Regions from separate parts of the Homo sapiens genome. Here all the other regions are linked to region 3. A link is a loop called in an ENCODE intact Hi-C map of the cell type or tissue named here. Cell type or tissue: GM12878. All regions are shown on one strand.

What was found. Hi-C counts contacts between places; a loop is a spot of excess contacts. Peaks named below come from ENCODE experiments on the same cell type or tissue, not always from the same donor. Only the 100,000 strongest peaks of a DNase experiment are listed, where the experiment ranks them.
Region 1: a loop joins it to region 3, with 8 times the contacts of the local background. A loop is called at or near these places in 32 of 110 quality-filtered maps.
Region 2: it touches region 3 in a loop (3-fold over the local background); 12 of 110 quality-filtered maps call a loop at or near these places.

Annotation. Positions count from the first base shown.
Region 1 is chr3:108,661,326-108,663,825 of GRCh38, forward strand. It overlaps DZIP3 (DAZ interacting zinc finger protein 3), which reads left to right. Exons shown (of 33, transcript NM_014648.4): 20 at 552-647; 21 at 805-932. Among named protein-coding and RNA genes, the nearest start is that of DZIP3, 73 kb to the left of the region's middle. In GM12878, a CTCF peak has its summit at 1,020 (motif pointing right); a DNase peak (open chromatin) is centred at 1,036.
Region 2 is chr3:108,914,097-108,916,596 of GRCh38, forward strand. GUCA1C (guanylate cyclase activator 1C) reads right to left here. Exons shown (of 4, transcript NM_005459.4): 3 at 2,031-2,118. Among named protein-coding and RNA genes, the nearest start is that of GUCA1C, 39 kb to the right of the region's middle. In GM12878, a CTCF peak has its summit at 1,124 (motif pointing left); a DNase peak (open chromatin) is centred at 1,095.
Region 3 is chr3:109,080,943-109,083,442 of GRCh38, forward strand. The region is part of intron 8 of MORC1 (MORC family CW-type zinc finger 1); the gene reads right to left. Among named protein-coding and RNA genes, the nearest start is that of MORC1-AS1, 19 kb to the right of the region's middle. RefSeq lists an enhancer at 908-1,077. In GM12878, a CTCF peak has its summit at 1,264 (motif pointing left); a DNase peak (open chromatin) is centred at 1,149; H3K4me3 peaks cover 341 bases; H3K27ac peaks cover 571 bases.

The sequences.
Region 1 (2,500 bases), 420 kb before region 3:
TCCTTTTTAGGGACATGGAAGAAGCTGGAAACCATCATTCTCAGCAAACTATCGCAAGGACAAAAAACGAAACACCACATGTTCTCACTCATAGGTGGGAATTGAACAATGAGAACACATGGACACAGGAAGGGGAACATCACACATCGGGGCCTGTTGTGAGGTGGAGGGAGGGGGAAGAGATAGCATTATGAGATATACCTAATGTTAAATGACGAGTTAATGGGTGCAGCACACCAACATGGCACATGTATACATATGTAACAAACCTGCACATTGTGCACATGTACCCTAAAACTTAAAGTATAATAATTAAAAAAAAAGAAATGGTAAGCATGCCGGTAGTGGTATCCAGCAGCAGCAGCAACAGGCAAGTAACTGGTACTGTTTATTAAATGCTGTAATTGAGGGGAGGTGGGTTTATCTAAATTGAGTGTTTGACTTGAGACAAAAAACGTGAAAGGAGTTAGATGGCAACTTTAAATCCCTTTCAAATAACTAAAATTTTTTTTTGAGGAAAATAATACATGCATATTTCCTGTGCTCAATAGGGCTCAGCTGGCAAAGTAACTACAGACTATGGAGAAACTGAAAAGGAAAGGCTTGCTCGTCAAAGGCAGCTTTATAAATTGCACTATCAGTGTGAAGTAAGTATTTTTGCCATTAGATCTGATGGAAGTGAGAAGTATTTCAAATATTAAACTTACTGGTGCTTTCTGTTTGAAAAGAACTTAGTTTGCTTTTTTCTTTCAATTTCTGGTGACTTGAACATAATTATCTGAAATAATATTTTTTATTGATCAGGATTTCAAAAGACAGTTGAGAACAGTGACTTTTCGGTGGCAAGAAAACCAAATGCAGATTAAAAAGAAAGACAAAATTATCGCATCTCTTAATCAACAAGTTGCTTTTGGAATCAATAAGGTTTCCAAGTAAGTGTAAATCTTTTGATAAAGGGAAATTCTGCGCCGTAATAAACAGTATCTTTAATAGTTAATCTCTGCATAACCACTAGGTGGCACTGTGACTACACATTAGGAACCTCAACCACACGACTGCACTTGTTTAAAAACCAACCATATTTTTGTCTTGCCAACTGGATTGAGAAATAAGCAGCTGCTCACACTATATATCAAGCTTTTCATGTATTGGCTGAACAAGTGTGAAAAGAATAGAATTACATGAGAAAGATAATTAACTTTCAGGTCATGACTCTAATTTGTAAAAATGTGACCAATGATTGGCTGTTTCTATATAGTATATGAGTACATTCCTTAAAGACACCAAGGAATCAGTTGAGTGTATTTTTATGTTGGTCTTTCATTTGTGTTCTAAGCCTGCGAGATTGAAAACAAATCTTTTTGTTTGTTTGTTTGACTGGGAGAGACTCTTTCCCCCCTTACCCCAATCTCTTTTCTCCTAAACCTGAAGTATTAAATGCCTTCAGACCAAAAATTCTGACTGACTTAGGGAAAAATTAGTAACCTGCTTTGTTCTTTTTGTACTAATCACTGCTTCCAACCTGTATTTGTTTAAATAGTAGCATAGTTTGTAGCACATTATTTTAATAAACAGTAATACCATAAGACACCAGCCATCCAAGAAGTCTAGTTTAAAATCCATTGCAGTTTCTAGAATGCTGATAGGGAGAATAGAAAAGTGCTTCGAATGTCTTTGAATGGGGAGTCCAAGATATTTCTTATAAATTGGGGAAATATTTGCCAGAGATTTAGGTCTTAATTTTTCTCTCATATATTGTATCTACTACATGAAGGGGTTATCAGGAAGAACTAGGTGCCATAGTTCTGACAACATAATTTCACTTACAAACATTGTCAGACTTACCCTGACTAGAGTTAGAGAGATCCTTCAAGTTCAGAAGGCTGTGAGGACTTAAGAAAACTTAGACAAACGAAGCTGGCTGCAATCACTTAAGAAACTTTACTTTAGGCCGGATGCGGTGGCTCATGCCTGTAATCCCAGCACTTTGGGAGGCTGAGGCGGGTGGATCACTTGAGGTTGGGAGTTCGAAACCAGCCTGACCAACATGGAAAAACCCCATCTCTACTAAAAATACAAAATTAGCCAGGCATGGTGGCGCATGCCTGTAGTCCCAGCTACTCGGGAGGCTGAGGCAGGAGAATCGCTTGAACCCAGGAGGCGGAGGTTGCAGTGAGCCGAGATCGTGCCGTTGCACTCCAGTCTGGGGAACAAGAGCAAAAGTCTGTCTCAAAAAAAAAAAAAAAAGAAACTGTACTTCAGCATTCAAAACTTCATCTTTTAGCCTAAAGGGGATGACCAGTCCAGAAATATGTCATATAATATCAAAGATTAGAAAAGCATTGCCATCAATGCAGATGAGCTACCTCTCTTCCATCTGAAGATATCCCTCCGCAACTCTTTACCGCTGACCCATGCACTCTTACATGCTTCAGGCTATAAGCAGTCCACTTTTGCTGATGCATATGTCTTCACAAAATGAACATTTCGTGTTGGGCAT
Region 2 (2,500 bases), 170 kb before region 3:
TATAAGAGGAAACAATTAGTGTATTTAGTTTTATAAACTATTCTAGAAACCATAATTCATCTCCTTTTTTCTGTCGCTGACTTATTGTTGTAAGTGAAAGAGCTCATCTCTCTAACTTCAGGTAACCTCAGCTATTGCCCAGGCACAATTTCTCTTTTCTGAATTCACGTCTCTTTTAACCCAGCCCTTTCTACTTCAAGTTCCTTTCTAATCACAGTCCCCATTTTATCGATTCCTTATACTTTGCCCTTGGGGAACCTTCTTGGATAGTAAACAAAAAGTCCTGAATCATATTCATGTTTTCTCGAATACACTATCTGTGTCCTCAAACTAATAGAATCTTAGTGTTTTCCTAAGAATACCAAAATCTTCGTACTTCTCCGAGGAAGGTCACTTTCCTATTCCCCTCACTCCTAGCACTAGAAGCAGTGTTCATGGATATTATTAAACATTCTTGACCTGCCCTTTTGAAAGTCACTGTATAAACCAAGTCTTAAAACTTTGTGATGTCCCATCTACTTCCGGAGTACTCATTCTTCTACATCAGTGCTTTCAGCCCCAGGCTGAAATGGATGATTTACTCTACTCCAATCCCTGCCATCCTGCAGCACCTCTAAGATTAAAAACAAAGTGAAACAGAATAAAATCTACAGCATTTCTCCAGTTCGATGACCACGATTTTCAGTGGCATATTCCAAATAAAGTCTTCATTGTCCTCATCAGACCCTCCACTCTCCATTTCTCTGGTCCTTTCCTGGCTGCACGTAGCCTCCTTATCTACTCTGGGTAGTCTGACTCTGTTTCTTACAAGCTTTCACATGTACTGACATGTTTCATTATTTGATGTCAGTATACTAGTAAGTGAGCATACTGAATTGAGATTCAGGAGAGGCAGATCTACACCGAGGTGCTTAAGAGAAGAAGATTGATGCAACTGATGCATCTTCAAATTTCTTTCTTGAGCAGTATACTCTTGTCCAGTCGTTTGGCTTTTTTGCAGCAGTGGCTGCATTTGAGCTTCCTCCCGGCCTCACCATCCCATCCTGCCACGCTGAGCTGCCACATTTTACTAGTACAACCTGTCACACTCAACATGGGAACATGTGTCTCTACTGCCCTCTTGTGTCCACCAGAAGAAGTGATGCATGGTGGGCAGGTTGATGCCTTTGGAAGGAGTTTTGGAATGATGACAACTGTGATTGGCATGCCAATGCCTCTTATCCGTTTTCTTAAACCTTTTACTAATATCCTATATTTTTAACAATGTCAAATTTTCTGTTTTTCAAGGACCATTCCTAGATCTTCTGCCTCAATCTCAAGTCTTTATGCTCACCTACCTGTTTGCTGATATCAAAGCTACATGGTAGAAGCACTCATTTCTCTTGGGCTGTCTGTGTCTTCTCTCTTCACTCCTACCTCTGAAGAAGAAAGGTACCTCCTCTGAGCTAAACAGGAACCCAGATTACAGAGTAGAAAGAGCAGATGGAGAAATAATCAGAGCAGAAATGTAGATAGAAAAGGTAGAAAAAGCAGAAATGGAGGCAAGTGTGGACTCTTCTCCAGAAATGTTTAGTCCAAAGGAAGAAAAAAGCCTGATAGTAGAAGAAGATAGCATAAATGAAGGAAAGTTTTCTGCAGTAGGGAAAACTTGAGTTTATTTATAAGCTCAAGTTTTCTGTTACTGGAGAGTTTTCCTCTCCAGTGGAGAGGAACTGATTAATAGAATGTGTCTCAGAGCAAACAGCAGAAGGTACTTACTTCATCCTATATTATTCTGATTTATTTGCTCATCTCACCTTTACTCTTTATATATCCCAACATGTCAAGCACCACACATTGGAAATGAATATGATCAATAAATATTTACTCAATTGAATCATACTGAGAACATTGGATTGGTCCCATTATGAAGCCTAAGTCACAACTAGGGTTCTCTTGAATGGTTCCTGCTTTTGTCTAAATAACACTCCCCACTACCACCATCTCCTACTTTGTAGGAAAAGTGATCCAGTAGAGAGTAGCTCCATTACCATCATTGTTTATATCGATCTTATGGAACACCAAGTTGATGAATTCTTCAGGACTCAGAGTTTGCTGGCCATTGAGGGCTTGTACCGCCTGCAAAAAGACATTAAATGAAAGAGGTCAACTTTTCTGGAAGCAAATACATTTTGCAACATTTCTGCTCCGATGTGACAGAATTTGGGGATGTGTTGTCGGTTGCTATCCAACCTGTACCAGTTGTTAAAAGTAAATAAAAAGAAAAGATTGTATGTCAGTTCTGGGTAATGAGACTTGGAAATTAAATGAACTGAATAAAGACTGAAGCCCTATTTTATACAGCATACAGGGATCCATTCAACATATTAGATCACAACAGATGCAATGAGCCCATTGGAGAAAATATTGTAGTGGTCATGATCATAAGAATTCCAGACCCAGAAAACAGATATTGCTCTCAATTTCAGACAGATTGATTTGGGTCTTATGGATGAAAGTA
Region 3 (2,500 bases):
CATAAGTGGAAAAGGCTGAACTATTTCATAAATATAGATTTATTAGAACAATATTAAATTAATCCTTCACCCTCCATGTACACACACTTTGCACCATATTCAAAAACAATCAAGATAGATTAAAAGACTATAAAGAAATAAACTAAGATTCTTAGAGTAAATTATAAGAGAATACATCTAAATCATGGTTAAGGAAAGCATTTTTGAGCTGAAAATTACAAAATAAGAAAAACAAAGAAAAATGTTGACAGATACAAGCTCAAAAAAATTGAAAAATTTTATAAGACAAATAACAATGCTGAAAGTCAGATTGAGAGACTTCTGCTTCCAAAATGGTGGTGCAGAAGTAGAAGCAAGCTGGCTTCACATTCCCCACAACAGAAAACCAAAAACAAATAGACAGTGCCAAAATTAATACCAGCAATACCACAGAACTCAAATATCAGGATGGGAAAGTTTCCAGAGCATAGTGAAATGAAAAAATTCTTAGCAGATGGTACAAGAATTAAACTTTTTTTTTTTTTTTTTTTTGAGACAGAGTCTCACTCTGTCACCCAAGCTGGAGTGCAGTGGCACGGTCTTGGCTCACTGCAACCTCCACCTCCCAGGTTCAAGTGATTCTCCCACCTCAGCCTCTGAATAGCTAGGACTACAGGCATGTGCCACCACACCCAGCTAAGTTTTGTATATTTACTAGAGACAGGGTTTCAGTATGTTGGCCAGGCTGGTCTCGAACTCCTGACCTCGTGATCTGCCTGCCTCGGCCTCCCAAAGTGCTGGGATTACAGGCGTGAGCCACTGCGCCCAGCCAAGAATTGAACTTTCATACCCATGATGATCTTTCCCCCAATCTGCCCATCTTCTAATATGCAGAAAATTTCCTCCTGACTCACAGTTTCTATACCAGAAAAAGTGAGAGCAAGGTGAACAACCAGCTTCCCCACTATCCTGGGTTCCCCAGCAGGAGATCTGTCCCTGCTTCAATCCACGAGAAGCCTCACAAGTGTCTGGAGGGAGAAACGTCCTTGAGGACAGTAGGAAACTACTGTCCTCAGCCCTGGAAACTGTGCTAGGTAACTCAGACAAATCAAGTGGCCGTTCAGCAGCATCACACTGCAGGAAGTATGTTCCACAGGTCCCTTGGGCACAAACCCCCAGCCAACCTTCCCACACTGCTGGGGAATCCCCCTTAGGACTTTCCCTATTTAGGACAGGGCAGTGCTCTGATGATTTACTAGAGCCAAGGCCAACCTGGGTTATAGCACCACCTAGTGCCGAAAAGAAGGCAGCAACCTAGGAGAAAAATTTAAAAAAAAAAAAACCACCAGGTAAATTACGAATAATCTTCAAGCAAACATACCCAGTGAAAACAAAACAAAACAAAAACCAGACAGAGAAGACTGGGAGAGGTCATTAATCCTTCAGTGCAAAGACATAGATGTACATCCACAAGAAACAACAGCAAACAGAGAAGCAGGACCTGCCCAAACAAAGCAAGGAATCAGTGACTGACCCTAGTGAAAAAGCAATATGTGAGCTCTCGGATAAAGAATTAAAAATAATAGTTTTAAGGAAACTCAGTGGTCTCCAAAGTAACACAAAAAAGTAATTCAGTAATTAAAGAAATTTAATAAAGTGATTGAAATAACTTAAAAATCAAACAAATCTTGGAACTGAGAAATATACTTACTGAACTAAAAAATTCATTCAAGGCTCTGCACAACAGAATAGATCAAGTAGAGGAAATAATCTGTGAGCTCAAAGATAGGTTATTTGAAAATACACAGAGGAGCAAAAAGTAAAAAAAAATGAAAGAAACAAAGATGCCTACAAGATACAGAAAATTACCTCGAAAGACCAATCTAAGAATTACTGGTGTTCAAGAGGGAATAAAGCAAGAGCAAGGGTTAGAAAGCTTACTCAAAGAAATAATAACAGAAAATTTTCCCAAACTTGAGAAAGAGACCAATATCCAGGTATGGAAGCTCAGAAAATACCAAACAGATCCAACCCAAATAAGACTACCCCAATGCATATAAGAATCAAACTCTCAACAGTCAAAGACAAAGAGAGAATCCTAAAAGCAGCAAGAGGAAAGAAGCAAGTAACACATAAAGGAGCTCCAATTCGTCTAGCAATATACTTTTCAATGGAAATCATACAGGACAGTAGACAGTGAAACAATATTTTCAAAGTGCTGAAAAAAATGCTGCTATTCAAGAACACTGCATCCAGCAAAGCTATCCTTCAAATATAAAAGACAGATACAGCATTTCCTAGACAAACAAAATTCATCACCACCAGACCCATCTTACAAGAAATGCTAAAAGTATTTTTTCAATCTGAAAAAAACAAAATACTAAGGTAAAGAAAAAAAAAAACCTTTTCGAGATACAAGATCCACTGGTAAAATTAATTACATGAACAAACCCAGAATACTATAATTGTGGTGTACAATCTACTCATTATGCTAGTATGAAACCCAAAAGACAAATCTATC